Linked DNA regions of Homo sapiens: region 2 is linked to region 1. A link is a loop called in an ENCODE intact Hi-C map of the cell type or tissue named here. Cell type or tissue: heart right ventricle. All regions are shown on one strand. Links, peaks and the distances in the headings refer to the core of each region. The heading gives the core; the rest is flanking DNA.

The links. Hi-C counts contacts between places; a loop is a spot of excess contacts. Peaks named below come from ENCODE experiments on the same cell type or tissue, not always from the same donor. Only the 100,000 strongest peaks of a DNase experiment are listed, where the experiment ranks them.
Region 2: it touches region 1 in a loop (2.7-fold over the local background); 4 of 110 quality-filtered maps call a loop at or near these places.

What each region holds. Positions count from the first base shown.
Region 1 is chr9:96,650,912-96,658,871 of GRCh38, reverse strand. PRXL2C (peroxiredoxin like 2C) reads left to right here and starts at 3,555. Exons shown (of 6, transcript NM_153698.2): 1 at 3,555-3,782; 2 at 4,099-4,167; 3 at 7,160-7,213; 4 at 7,377-7,482. The coding sequence starts at 3,591. RefSeq lists silencers at 3,467-3,556, 3,597-3,806, 3,947-4,016. In heart right ventricle, for the core only: a CTCF peak has its summit at 3,816; DNase peaks (open chromatin) are centred at 3,491, 3,931, 4,021 and 4,901; H3K4me3 peaks cover 2,352 bases; H3K27ac peaks cover 3,236 bases.
Region 2 is chr9:96,471,274-96,479,233 of GRCh38, reverse strand. The region is part of intron 5 of HABP4 (hyaluronan binding protein 4); the gene reads right to left. Among named protein-coding and RNA genes, the nearest start is that of HABP4, 25 kb to the right of the region's middle. In heart right ventricle, for the core only: no CTCF peak of the experiment used is centred there; no DNase peak of the experiment used is centred there; H3K27ac peaks cover 662 bases.

The DNA of each region.
Region 1 (7,960 bases), core at 2,103-6,102:
TGGAGATCCCTAATATAACACTCAAAAAATTAATGAATTGTACACCCACATACACAGTAGCTTTATTCATAATACGATAGACACAACCCACATGTCCATCAACAGATGAATGGATAAAGAAAATGCGGTAGATACATTCAATGGAATATTATTCAGGCTTAAAAAGGAAGGAAATCCTGACAAGTGCTGCTACAAGGATGAACCTTGAAGAGATTGTGCCAAGTGAAGTAAGTTAATCACAAATGGACAAATACTGTATGATTCCAGTTACACAAGATAAATAGAGTTATCAAACTCATAGAGATAAAAAGTAGAATGGTGGTTGCCAGGCGTTAGGTAGAGCAGGGAATGGGCAGTTAGTGTTTAAAGGTTATGGAGTTACAGTTTGAGATGATGAAAAAGCTCTGGAGATGGATGATGGAGCAGGCTGCACAACAGTGTGAATGTACTTAATGCTAATGAATTACACATTTAAAAATGGTTAAAGTGGGAAATTTTATGTCATGTATATTTTACCACAAAAGGGGGAAATATTTTTTAAAATTAACAAATTAAGAAAAACTGTACACACTGTTTGTATTATCCCCTCAGAGCTGTATTCTTGGCAGTTGAATCTCTAGTTGGACTTGTCAGAAGATATTTTGGAGGACGCTTTCTTGAGCAACACAGTAGTTACACTGGCAACTCTACAAACATGTAGTGCTGTCTCTGTATTTTTTAGTGTGTGTTCTTTGATTTATTTTAAACCATGGACATATGAAGTTATACCACCAAATATTAGCAGGTCATTCCTAAATAATAACAGAACGGAAACAGTAATAGTTTACATTTACTTTTCCTTAATCATAGTATCTAAAGGTGCTGTATTAGTCTGGGTCCAATAACGAGATTTAAACCACACTGTAGGTTAAACAGGGAAAGTTTAATATAATGAATGAGTAAACTCTGATCAGGTGACATGCACCTGTAATCTCAGCTACTCAGGAGGCTGAGGCAGGAGGAATGCTTGAGGCCAGGAGTATGAGACTGTAGTGTGCTATAATCATAGCACCTGTGAATAGCCACTGGACTCCAGCCTGGAAAACATTAGTGAGACCCCATCTCTGAAAAAACAACAACTCTGATTAAAGTGTGTCTAGAAAATATAAGGAACCTATGGCTAAGGACCAATACTCAAAGAAGACAAACTTGAAAGGGACCCCTTCCCCAAATCTGGGTTTCAGATCTGACTGGAGCAGGTATAGTTCAGCCTACTGGATAGCTATGTGTAGAAGTTTGATGGCTTGCCCAGGCTGGATCTGGTATACAGTCAAGGGAAAGGCAGAAAGGAACCCACTAGAATGCAGGCAGGGCATAGGTCATCAGCAAGCAGTGGATGAGAGCAGAGGCAATGGTGATGGGTACAGGTGAGCCAACGGCTCTACAGAGAGCGGTGGCTCGATGGGAACAGGTGAGGAATTGGGGGCACAGGTGAGGAATTGGGCTGCTAGTGGAGTTAGGAGTGCGTTCAAGTTCCAGTTTTCACATCAAGTGAGGTGCTAGGTTATTGCTAGAACAGCCAATAGTTGCAGTGTTGCCAAGGAAGTGTGTATCCTGGTAAAGTGCCAGAGGCAGAGCCCCACCCGCTACCCTCAGGAGGCTATTTGAAATCCCCTTCCTCCTGCAATGTCCTGCCAACACTGTCTATTGAAAATGCTTAATATATTGCCCATTGCAAAGGTTAGATGCTTAGAGGAAGTCTGTCCATTGTCACAGAGTATATAGTGAAGGGTTGATTTGGAGCTGAGAAGCAAGTTGATAACTGTCACAGGCACTTCATCTCTCAGTGTCTCATTCAGTCATGTACTGATGCTCCCTAGACAATACCTTCTAATTTCTGCATTTCTGCATGGCTACTATTCCTCCTACAAAACTATTTTTTGATGATGTCTGAGTTCATCACTCTGCAAAAACTAAGTCATGTGGCTCTTTGTATTTCAAAATGAAATTGTCTAACCTGTAATTTATTTCACATGAAATATGACACTGAAAGCAGTAATGTCAAAGAAAATTTTTCATTCATTGATACCAGCAATTAATCAGAGCTGCCAAAATACCACCATTCTTATCTGTATATCAATTTCTGCTTACCAAAACACTGCTTACAATAAATTTGGTGACATCTGGCAAACTGCCTGTTGTGAGTGCTATTCATCAGCCTGCACTTTGGTCATGCATTTATTTCCAAAAACTCATAAAGCTCCTGGCCAGGCCCAGTGGCTCATGCCTGTAACCCCAGGACTTTGGGAGACCACGGCAAGAGGATTGCTTGAGCCCAGGAGTTCAAAACCAGCCTGGGCAACATAGGGAGACCCTTGTGTCTACAAAAACAAATCTAAAAAAAAATTTGCCAGGCATGGTGGTGCATGCCTGTGATCACAGCTACTTGGGAGGCTGAGGCAGGAGGACTGCTTGAGCTCAGGAGGTGGAGGCTGCAGTGAGCCATGATCGTGCCAATGCTCCAGCCTGGGCGACAGAGCGACACCCTGTCTCAGAAAGAAACTATCTTGACTTAGAAACAGATCTATGCTTAAAATTTTGTAAACACGCTGCAGAGCTTCTCAAACAGAGCACTTAATGTGTGCTCAATAAAGTATAAAATCTTCACACAGGTGAAAGCCAGAGGATGCAGCATCCCCCTTTCCTGCACTTTGTGGCAGAGTCACATCAGTCACATAGACCTGCCTAGCACTCCGCCCCAGAAATATTCTTCAGCTCAACAAAGGCCATAGATAAAGGATGTACTTTCTGAACCCCAAATCCATACACAAGAGTGAGTAAACTTATGAAGACAAAGAGCCTGAATGTTATCTGGTCCTGCTCTGGAAATCTTGGACACACAGTTAGCACCCATGAGAAACCCCAGAGAAAGATGAACCTCTAAATCCAGGGCCAGTTTGGTCTCACAAAGGCTGAGATCCCCAGATTTCCCTATGCCTGCCTACCCACCCCAGGAGAAACTGAATTGGAAGTGTGGGATTTCTACAAAACAGCTGCTAAGTCATCTAACTTCATCATCCTCATCCCACCCAGCTCACCTTTTATTTCTTTATTTTTATTATTTATTTTTTTAAAAAACGGAGATGGCGTTGCCCTCTGTTACCTACCCAGGCTGGTCTCGAACTCCTGGCCTCAAGTGATCTTCCCGCCTCGGCCTCCCAAGTCGCTAGGATTACAGGCCCGGCCTGTGTGTTTACAAAACGTGGGCCTGGCCCTAGCCCACCTTTTACACATACACCCATTAGTTCTCGAATAGGTGAGAACATCCGCTCAGGTGGCCATGGAGGGCGCGGGCGGCTTTCTTCCTCAATAATGCTTGCTCGCCGTGGACGGACCTTACTTTCTCTCTCTGTCCCCTACCCTGAGAGCTGAGTCAGAACCGCCCGTGGGGTTCACTCCGACAGCTCCCAGGCCCGCGCCGCGCCGCGGAAACCGTGACTTGCCAGGCCCCACCTCTGCACGCCCCGCCCCGCCCCCCGCGCCCAACCTCTGCGCGCCCCGCCCCGGTCCGCGCTGACAGAGCGGACCCAGGCCCTCGGCCGCCCCGCGTCATGGCCGCGCCGGCCCCGGTCACGCGGCAGGTTAGCGGCGCCGCCGCCCTGGTCCCGGCCCCGAGCGGCCCCGACAGCGGGCAGCCCCTGGCGGCCGCCGTGGCCGAGCTGCCGGTGCTGGACGCCCGCGGGCAGCGGGTACCGTTCGGCGCGCTGTTCCGGGAGCGCCGCGCCGTGGTGGTGTTCGTGCGGGTGAGCGGGCGGCGGGGCTGGAAGGGAAGCGCGGCCCAGGGTCCCGGGCAGGCTGCCGGGATGCGAGCCGCGCCTCCTGCTTCTTAGGACGGAAACGGGAAGGCAGCCTGCCCAGTCGCGGCCGCTTCCCAACTAGGGCGGGGCAGGGAGAGGGCGAGGGCGAGGCCCGCTTCCCACGCGCCGGGCGCCCGAGCCGCCGGTCCCGGCCCCGCGGGCGTCGCCTTTGCTCGCGTCACGCACGGCGAAGTACAGGGATCCTTCGGGGCCCGAGGGTGCTGCTTTACTAACTTGCCCTTTCTGCCGTTTTGGCTTTCAGCATTTCCTGTGTTACATCTGCAAGGAATACGTAGAGGATCTGGCCAAAATCCCCAGGAGTTTCTTACAAGTGAGTTTCCCAGCGTGGGCGGCCCAGTGCCCGCTTCTGCAGACCTTGCGAGCGGGGCGGGGGAGGACGCGGCTCCAGCGCGGAACTTGCAGCCTGGATTGCCCCTCCCCGCAGCTCTCTCCACCCTCGCCCCTCCAAAAGGAGTGAGACGTCAGAGATCTATTTCTGCCCTAACTCATTGGGTGCTGCCTGGTGGTAAACGTACTAACAATTGTGGTGTTGCCTGGTAACCTAGTGCCTGTTCTCAAATGTTGACTGATAATGCCCTAAAACAAATGCTGGAAATGGTTATTTTCTTCCCTTTATTTTTTGTTACACTCCAAATAGCTGCTCATTATGGGAAAATACTAATATATCGTAAAGGTGCAAATGTTTATGTTAATAGGCTGCAAGTTCCATGTCCCTAGGACAAACCACATAGTTGTTTTTCTTGAGGCACAGATAGGTTTGTGCCCAAGTGAGCTTTTTGAGGAAAGGCATTGAGCAGCCTTTATAAAACAGATGTTCTTTCAGCAGACCTTGTCAATCAGGATGTGAAAAAATAACATTGATTAAATAACTGTGCGGCCGGGCACGGTGGCTCACGCCTGTAATCCCAGCACTTTGGGAGGCCGAGGAGGGCGGATCACGAGGTCAGGAGATCGAGACCATCCTGGTTAACACGGTGAAACCCTGACTCTACTAAAAATACCAAAAATTACCCGGGCTTGGTGGCGGGCGCCTGTAGGCCCAGCTACTCGGGAGGCTGAGGCAGGAGAATGGCGTGAACCCGGGAGGCGGAGGTTGCAGTGAGCCGAAATTGCACCACTGCACTCCAGCCTGGGCGACAGAGTAAGACTCCGTCTAAAAAAGAAAAAAAAAAAACTGTGCTACAGAGTTTTTAAAAAAGAATGTCTTTGGGGAGAATATAGAGAATTATTTACTATATCATTTTGAAAACAATGTTTTGACTGTTCCTCTGCGTATCCTTTTATTCTCTTTTTAAAAATTGACATATATAATTGTATGTGTTTATGGGATACAGTGTAATATTTTCATAGGCATTTACGTTGTGGAATGATTAAATCGAGATAATACATCCATCATGTCAGATAGTGATTTTAGTTTTTTGTGATGACAGCGTGTAAAAACTAGTCTTTTAGCAATTTTGAAGTATACATTGTTAACTATAGTCACCATGGTGTGCAGCAGATCTCTAAAAGTTATTCCTCTTGTTTAACTGAAACTTTGTACCCTTTGATCACCTCCCTTTTCCTTATCCCTGAGTAACCAGTCTCTGGTAACCATCATTACACTCTACTTTTTTCGTTTCCATAGGTAAATGAGATCATGCGGTGTTTTTCTTCCTGTGCCTGGCTTATTTCACTTACACGATGTCCTCCAGGTGCATCTAGTGTTGTCGCAAATAACAGAAAAATGTCTTTCTTTTTTATGACCAAATGTGATACCGTATTTTCTTTTCTTCTTTTTTTTTTTTTGAGATGGAGTCTCACTCTATCGCCCAGGCTGGAGTGCAGTGGCGCGATCTCAGCTCACTGCAAGCTCCGCCTCCCGGGTTCACGCCATTCTCCTGCCTCAGCCTCCTGAGTAGCTGGGACTAACAGGCGCCCGCCACCACGCCCGGCTAATTTTTTGTATTTTTAGTAGAGACGGGTTTCACCGTGTTAGCCAGTATGGTCTCCATCTCCTGACCTCGTGATCTGCCCGCCTTGGCCTCCCAAAGTGCTGGGATTACAGGCGTGAGCCACCGCGCCCGGCCGATACCGCATTTTCTTTATATTTATCCATTGTTGAACACTGAGGTTGCTTCTATATCTTGGTGTTGTGAATCATGCTGTAATAAAACATGGGAGTGCAGATATCTCTTCAACATACTGATTTCATTTCCTTTGAATAAATGCCCAGTAGTGGGATTGCTGGATCATATTATATTTCTATTTTTAATTTTAATAACTTCCAGACTGTTTTCCGTAATGGCTGTACTAATTTACATTCCTAACAACAGTGTACAAAAGTTCCTTTTTCTCCACATCCTCACCAACACTTATCTTGCATCTTACTGATAGCCATTTAACAAGTGTGAGGTTATATCATTGTAATTTTAATTTGTATTTCACTGATGAGTAGTGATTTTGAGCATCTTTTCATATATCTCTTGGCTATTTCTTTTTTTTTTTTTTTTTTGAGGCGGAGTCTTATTCTGCCCCCCAGGCTGGAGAGCAGTGGCACAATCTCGGCTGACTACAACCTTCGCCTCCTAGGTTCAAGTGATTCTCCTGCCTCAGCCTCCAGAGTAGCTGGGATTACAGGCACATGCCACCACACCCAGCTAATTTTTGTATTTTTAGTGGAGATGGGGTTTCACCATGTTGGTCAGGCTGGTCTTGATCTCCTGACCTCAGGTGATCCACCTGACTTGGCAAAAGTGCTGGGATTACAGGCGTAAGCCACCATGCTCAGCCCTTTGTCCATTTTTTAATCAGGCTATGTTGTTTTCTTGCAAAGTTGTTTGAATTTCTTTTACACTTTGGATATTTGCCCCTTATCAGATGTATAGTTTGCAGATATTTTCTCTCAATCTGTGAGTTGTCTCTTCTCTGTTGATTGTTTCCTTGGCTGTGCAGAAGCTTTTTAGTTTGATATAGTCCCATTTGTCTATTTTTGCTTTTGTTGCCTGTATTTTTGAGGTCATATTCTACAAATCATTGTTTACACCCATGTCATGTAGCAGTTTTGTAGTTTTCTTCTAGTAGTTTTATAGTTTTAGGTCTTATGTGTAAGTCTGGAAATTCCTACTTAGCAAAAGAAGCATCTGAATTAATATTTTACTATACATATCTTTGCATTAACTCACACAATTTTGCTGTGTATTCCATTCCTCTAGAAGCCTATAGGTGGCATTAGAATGAAACATAAGAGTTGGGTTAAGGGATGTTGTATAAAACATGCATAATTTCTAATGATATATACATGTCCTTTTTTTTCTCCTAAGGAAGCAAATGTCACCCTTATAGTGATTGGACAGTCATCCTACCATCATATTGAGGTAAATATCTAGTACATTGGGAGACTAATGAATAAAATCTGTTTCAGACATAAAAATTACATTATTTAAACCACTAAATGTAGGCTAAGTTGGCTGAAGTTAGAGTATCATTACTTTTCTCTCATTTGTTCTTGTAAAAATTCCAACCATTCTCTCTTTTCAGCCTTTTTGCAAGCTGACTGGATATTCTCATGAAATCTATGTCGATCCTGAGAGAGAAATTTATAAAAGATTGGGAATGAAAAGAGGTGAAGAAATTGCTTCCTCAGGTAAGACATAACATGTCTCAAATAGAAAACACTGGTGGTGTATGTTCATATTTGTGTATATATGCATAGGGAAACATGGTCAATTCATAAATCAGGCTTTTTTGTTTTTTTTGAGATGGAGTCTCACTCTGTTGCTGGGGCAGGAGTGCAGTGGTGTGATCTCGGCTCACTGCAACCTCCACCTCCCGGGTTCGAATGATTCTCCTGCTTCAGCCTCCTAAGTAGCTAGGATTACAGGTGCTTGCCACTACGCCCAGCTAATTTTTTATATTTTTAGTAGAGACAGGGTTTCCCCATGTTTGCCAGGGTGGTCTCGAACTCCTGACCTGTCTCGGCCTCCCAAAGTGCTGGGATTATAGGCATGAGCCACTGCACCCAGCCTCAGGCTGCTTTTTATTATTCTAATAAGTGGTCCAGATACACCAGGCTCCAGAAGATTCATTTTCTGGGTGTAATGACATGGAAGGCTGTTAGCAAA
Region 2 (7,960 bases), core at 2,488-6,487, 180 kb after region 1:
TTAAAAGCACAATGTTACTCAGAACTAGAATTTTCAGTATGTAAGAAAAGGAGAAACAAGCAGTCTAGGTAAAAATCCCATATCTTAACTTCGAATTGGAAATATTGAATGAACTCATATTTTATCTTATAATGTGTATGTGTGTATTTCCCATCTCTGTCCACCCAAATGCCCTGGAAACAATCAAGTCCCTGGTGGCAGTGGTTCTTTATCAAAGCAGCTTTACTAAAGAATACAGATGGGAAATACCACACAAAAAATGCTCAACATTATTAGTCATTAGGGAAATGCAAATTAAAACCACAATGAAGCTAGACACGGTGGCCCACATCTGTAATTTCAGCACTCCAGGAGGCCGAGGCAGCACTTGAGGCCAAGAGTTGGAGACCAGCCTGGGTACCAAAACGAGACCCCATCTCTACAAAAAGTAAAAAATAAGCTGGACATCAGGAGGCTGAGGTGGGAGGATCATTTGAGACCAGGAGTTCGAAGTTACAGTAAGCTATGATCACACCACTGTACTCTAGCCTGGGTGACAGAGCAAGATCTTGTCTCTAAAAAAAGAAAAAAAAAAAAACGATGACAACAAAAACCCATAATGAGATATGTACCTATTAAAATGACTGAAAGTTATAAAAACTGACCATAGCAAGTTCTAGCAAGGATGTTGGAAAAGAGTTCAGCAGCTTCTTACAAAGTGAAATATACGCATACCATTTGGTCCAACCATTCCACTCCTAGGTATTTACCCAGGAGAAATGAAAGTGTATATCCATATAAACACTTGTATATTAAAATGTTCAGGACGGGCACGGTGGCTCACGCCTGTAATCCCAGCACTTTGGGAGGCCGAGGAGGGCGAATCACAAGGTCAGGAGTTCGAGACCAGCCTGGCCAACATGGTGAAACCCCGTCTCTACTAAAAATACAAAAATTAGCTGGGTGTAGTGGCGGGCGCCTGTAATCCCAGCTACTCGGGAGGCTGAGGCAAGAGAATCGCTTGAACCTGGGAGGCGGAGGTTGCAGTGAGCCGAGATTGCACCACTGCACGCCAGCCTGGGTGACAGAGTGAGACTCTGTCTCAAAGAAAAAAAAAATGTTCATAGCAGCTTTATAGCAAAAACTGGAAACCACCCAGTGATCACCACCAGGTAAACAGATAAATGGTGGTCCACCTGTATAACAGACTACTACTCTGCAATGAAAAGGAATGAACAGATACAAATCACACAGTAAGTATGCTCGGAGAAAGAACACAGACCAAAGAAGAATACAAGCTGCATGATTCCATTCATATAAAATTATAGCAACTGCAAACTAATCTGTAGTGACAGAAAGTAGATCATTGGCTGCCGGGGGGAAATGGGGCAAGAGAGAGGGCCTACAAAGGAACGCCAGGAAACTTTGTGGGGCGATGGCTATGCTCATGATTTTGCTCATGGTGATAGTTTCACAAGTGTACAAATATATCAAAGCTTGTAAAACTGTACATGCTAAATATGTGCCATTTATTGGATGTGAATTATATCTCAAAGCTGTTTTAAAAACAGACATGAGACTAACCAATTGACATGTATATTTCAATATTATTTCAAACAAATAAATTATCTTTTTAAAAAGTTTTGAAGACAATCAGGGAAACTGAAGAAGTGTCTTGGAATTAATGATATCAAGTATATTAAAAAAAATTTAATGGAGTAATGGTATTCCAGTTATGTTATTAAAAAAGAGTAGCAGGTATAACACTGTGAAACATTTATGAGTGGTATATGATACCCTGGGGGAGGCAGAAGTTGGTAGAAATATGCATGAAACAGGAGTGGCCGTGATTTGGTAACAGCTTTAAGCTGAACAACTTACTTACAAGTTCTTTATACTACTTAATTTGTATAATTTTCCATAATATAAAATTTTAATACACAGCTAAAAATAAAGAAATATTAAGGAATCATAAATCTTCTTTAGCCTACTTGTGACAGAATTTTAAAAATCAACAGAACTGAATGCTATAAATTTGGTAATTCTTTCATACTTAAGACGACCTAATACAAGTTTATAAATTCCAGAAAATTCAATTCTAGAAAGAATAGATTTTACATTAAGGCCACAGAAGTAGTTGTTATTAACAGAGTTTGTTTGTTTGCTTAAAGGACATCATATCTAAACAAAGAACTAGATCAAAAAAGGACAAGGTATATATGAAATGCAAGCTTGAAACTGTGTATAGACACATAAAGTAAAGCATATAGTGTAATTCAGATTAGTTACAAGTTACAGCCTCCTTCAGCAGTATCAGCTTGAAGCTGTTGACTGGAATGCACCTCATTCAAGAATAGAGGCACAAATGCCCCATATCAGAGGCACGAATGCCCTGCTTATCAGCTGCAGTTTCAACAAGCCACGTTGAAAGCAGCATAGTATCACCAAGGACAGGCTCCTTAACCTTATTCCCTACCCACTAAAAGTTATTAGCAAACACACACTATGACAATCCTGTGACGCATACCCCATTTCCCATTTGATTGGTTCTGAGTACAGTTTTACCGGCAGTTTTAGCAATGACTAAATATTCAACAGGAAGAGATGTATCCTTCGATTCTAGGAAGGACTCATGCAAGTATATTTCTAACAACTGAGAGCCTCATAACTGCTATTGCTTTAACACCCCCATTTTTGAGTAATTCAAAGACCTTCACAATTCTTGGTTTGTTATAAAAAACTTTTGGGAGGGAATTTTCCATCAAAATGACTTATGGATATAAGGTGGTCAAATCTATGGTAATGTGAATAATGCTATATACAAATTTGATAGTTATATATTTGTTTCTAAACGTGAAATTATAGAAATCATACTGCTTTAACCACAGTTCCCTTTATTTAGAAATGGATGAGACTAGCTAACACTGTATGCTTACCATGTGCCAGATGCTGTTCAAAATGCTTTATATTATTTCATGATATCAATAGTTAGATATAATTAATATCCCATTTTACAGATAAGAATATCGAGGCAGAGAGAGGTCACATAGTGAGCAAATAAATAGAAGAGGCAAGTTCCAATCCTGTCATTGCGTTTCCAAAGCCCACACTCAACCTCTGTGCTCCACTGAGATTCAGGGAATAAGGGGGCACAGAAAAATACCTAGATGGAAAACAGTCATGATATGCGCAGAAGAAAGATACAAAACATCAATTCAAATGTCCACATTTCCATTCATGCAATACCTTTTCACCTGAATATATGAAAGAGTGCAGTGAATCAAAGAAAGTAGGTTCCAGAAATAAAGCTTTACTAATCGGATATTTAACTGGGACAAATGAATTTAACCTAAAACATAAGAAAATCTTCATTGTTTAAGCAAATACACTAGGAAACCGATTACAATAAAAATAATTTATTGCAGATAGTTTGTATTACTGTTTGCTCACAGTTTCTTTTAATAAAGTATTTTTCAGGAAGGATGGGAGTTGATGCTCCATATTCCTGAGTAGGGAAACGCTCAGAGATCCTGGCAGCTCTTACCTTCCAGGGCCAACATCTTTTGCCCTCTCCTGAGTTACCAGCAGGTGTTCTGAACAGCACTTTTTGCTATTCCTACCACTCACTAGAGGAGTATGAATGCCTATGCATCTGCCTGGTTCAAATTCCGGCTCTGCACATGAGCCAGGTGACCTTAGGCAGGTATTGAACCTCTGTCCCAGTGTGAGAATAGCAGTAGCTCCTCCTTCATGGAGTGGCAAAGAACTGAATGAATTAAGACATGGTAGCATTTACAGCAGTTCTTGGCATACAGCAAATGCTCTAAAAATGTTATTCTTTTTCTTCTTTTTTTTTTTTTTTTTGTTGTTGTTGTTGTTGAGACGGAGTCTCGCTCTGTCACCCAGGCTGGAGTGCAGTGGCACGATCTCGGCTCACTGCAAGCTCCACCTCCTGGGTTCACACCATTCTCCTGCCTCAGCCTCCTGAATAGCTGGGACTACAGGTGCCCGCTACCATACCCAGCTAATTTTTTGTATTTTCAGTAGAGACTGGGTTTCACCGTGTTAGCCAAGATGGTCTTGATCTCCTGACCTTGTGATCCACCCACCTCGGCCTCCCAAAGTGCTGGGATTACAGGTGTGAGCCACCGCGCCTGGCCAATGTTAGAGTTATTCTTAAAACAAAATACAAAGAGTCGTCACAGGTATCGTCGGACACTAGAACACTATGCAACAAGGAACAGTTAATACTTCTGTAATGAAAGGAGAAGATGGAAGGATGGAAGGGCATTGCACATATAATTATCAGTAAAATATGTCCTATTTGAGGAAAATGGAAGTGCACTTTGGGTTGTGTGTTTGAACATAAGTGAGAGTACATTAGATTCATCTATCAAGACATTCTAGAACTGAGAGGTACACTGAATGTACATTCAGGCTAAATGCCAGAAGCCAGAGTGCAAAATCAACATTCAAACAGGGCTGACACCAGAGAGCATCGCTATCACTCAATGTATTTCTCGGATACCAGCCCAACTTTTAGAGTATCAAAAAATTATAATTGTATTATTAGAAATTTTAGTAATAATGTTAAAATTTGACAAGGCAGTGCAGAAAAAAGAATCTCTCGGCACGGTCACTCAATACCTGCATTGCACTTGCAATTCCAAATAGATGCTCACTTTCCCCCCAGGTCAGCAGAAAAGAGAGAGAAAGATTTTCCAGCTAGCTCTCCTGGGATACTGCAGACAGACAGTCAACAAGCTTTATTTTCTTTCACAGTGACTAAATATTTTTGTCTAATATTATGAATACTAGAGTATCTCAATCAATTCTATAGATTAGAACAATACTATAATTTACTCTCTATTATTCTGCCTTATATTACCTGAATTTGTATAAATGTTTATTGGCTCAAAAAGGATATAATGTTCTCCTGAAGGTATCCAGTTAACTTTCTCAACATTCATATAAACTGTTAATCTAGTTCCTTAGTTAGCTCACTGTCTAAATATTCATATTAACTGTTACTCCTATTTATTTAATGAAACACATTTCTTGTTTTGAATAATACATTGCAATTGTTTTGAATACAGCTTTCACAATCATCAATCACTGTGGCCTTTCACTCTTGAAGTAAGTAACAATAATAAGAGCAGATACTGATAAAGCACTAGCTACATGCCAGGCACCACTCTAGGACACAGATATAAACGCACGCACACACACAAAATCTTTACAAGAACCCTATAATGTAGGTACGTTATTATTCCCATTTTACAGATGAAGAAAACTGAGCCACTGAAAAAGAAATTAAATAACTTGCCCAACTAGTAAGTGGCAGAGCTGGGATTTCAACTCATCACACTGGTTCAATGTCTGTGCTCTTAACCACTAGACACCCTGCCTTTTGGCAGCTGAAGGATGAGTAAGAGACAGATAGGCGAAGAGTAAAGGGGGTTTGGGAAAACAAAGAAACAACACTTGTGAAAGCTGTATGGCAAGTGTGAGGGCAGGGGTGGGATAAAAGTACATTTGAGAACATGAAATAAAGGCCTCATGGTGAACCCAGAGAAGGCACAGGAATGTCTGAACTTGAGGGTTTTGCAGGGGCCAGACCACACAGGACTCTGCAGGTCAGAACAGGGGACAGAAAAAGGACAGGAAGACATTGGAGGGTCTTAAGCAAGGGGTGGGGGCATGACAATCAGAATGCGGTGTGAACACCACCTTGGCGTAGGTGAGGATGCAGGGAGCCCTGTGAGGGGCTCCAGTGGTGGTCCAGATAACAATGGCTTAGACGACGCTGGTGAGTGGTGATGCTCGGTATTTAGGGGTACAATCACCAGAGCAGAGGGAAGGACTGGGTTTTGGAAAGAGGAGGGTCAAGAAGACAGAAGTTCCAAGGATGACTCGTAGGTTTCTGGTTTGTACAGTTGGATGGAAACACTGAGTGAGGACCAGAGGTGTGGGGAGGAGTCAGCTCAGTCTCGGTCAGGCTGGGCACAGGAGCATCTGGGATGTCCCAGGGAAAGTGTCCAGTAGGCAGATGGAGCCACAGGCCTGGAGCCCACATTGAAGTTAAGAGCCAGAGATACATATTCCAGAGTTAGTGTGTAAACGACAATTTAAGTCACAGAAGTGCATAAGATCCTATAAAGAAACTCTACAGAAAGAGAAGGCCTAAGGCAGGGCCCTGAAGAACTTAACATTTTAAAAGACCCGAAAGACAAGGATGAGCCTGCAAAGGAGATGCTGAGAGGCAGAAGGAAAAGAAGAGCAGAGTGATCACAGAAACCAACAGGAGAGCACGTTTACGAAGAAATCAATAAAGTCAAATGCTTCTGAGAGGTCAAGAAAGACGCAGACTGCAGCATCCATTAGATCTGGAGACATGGTGACTGTTTCAGAAGGACAGTGAGGACAGAAGCCAGGCCTGGACTAAAGGGAGGAATAAGTGGAGGGGAGGAAGTGAAGAAGGCCACATGCAACTCTGAAAGAGGCAGCTGACGGAGAATGTGGGGTCCAGAGGACACTTACGCAGGAGAGACTGAGCATGTTTAAATGCTGACTGGAAGACTAGGGTTGGGAGGAAGGAGATGAATATACCAAAAAAGGAAGGAGCTAACTAACAGTATGAAGTTTTCATGAAGTCAGTAGGAAAGATCTGAAGCGTGAAGAGGTCGGGGGGGATGGCAGCCCGATGGTTAGCACGAGGGAAGGAGCCCAGGAGGCGTGCAGGTGTAGCAGTCTTGTATCTTTGGCAGTGGGAGGATGATGAAGTTGCCACCTAATGGATCATAATTACTCTGTGATATAGAAGGAAATGTTGCATCCAGAAAATGAAAGAGGACGATGGCGGAAGGGTACAGTGGGAGGCAGTGTCAGGGTTTTGAGGAGAAATTAAAACAGTCATTAGAGAAGGTGAGAGAAAGAGTGAACCCAAGAACCGGGGATCGCCAAGGCCTGGTTTCAGAATATCAGTGACCGGGAATTTACTGGGGTTCCAACCAGGCCCACGATGTGACTTGTAGTGCTCAGCTTGTGGGAACAGGCAGAGAGAAGGCAGATAGTGGAGTCACCCAGGAGGGGTTTTGCTAGCAAGTTACAGCAGCAGGTCCAAAGGGCCAGAGAGTTGAAGGCGCATGGGTATTTAAGAACTTGGAGGCCAGGCACAGTGGCTCATGCCTGTAATCCCAGCACTTTGGGAGGCTGAGATGGGCGGATCACCTGAGGTTGGGAGTTCAAGACCAGCCTGATCAACATGGAGAAACCCCGTCTCTACTAAAAATACAAAATTAGCCGGGCATGGTAGCACATGCCTGTAATCCCAGCTACTCAGGAGGCTGAGGAGGAGAATTGCTTGAATCTGGGAGGTGGAGGTTGCAGTGAGCCAAGATCGCGCCATTGCACTCCAGCCTGGGCAATAAGAGTGAAACTCTGTCTCAAAAAAAACCCCAGAAAAACAGAACTTGGAAGGGTGCTGGAGACGGAGCCGGTATCTAAGCTACATAATGAAAAGAGAGGGAGGGAGGACTGGGAGAGCACAGAGGGGACAAGACACTAGAGGTCCATACAAGAGTCAGGCTACTCCAAGTCAAGGAATTTAACAAGCTGCTGGAAAAGAGCTTGTGAGCAGAGGACAGAATGCCCAACTTTCACCCATTAATTATCATTGATATTCATTAGGTTGTCTGAACTAATTATTAATTAGTTTGATCACCAGTCATTCATACATTAAGGTCAGCCCTCTGTGATAGGATAAGGGGTTGAGATTCCCAGTCTGTGAAGAGCTCTTAGAAATCATCAAGAAAGGCCAGGTGCGGTGGCTCACCTGTAATCCCAGCACTTTGGGAGGCTGAAGCGGATGGATCACTTGAGGTCAGGAGTTCGAGACCAGCCTGGCCGACATGGTGAAATGCCATCTCTACTAAAAATGCAAAAATTAGCTGGGCGTGGTGGCGCACGCCTATTGTCCCAA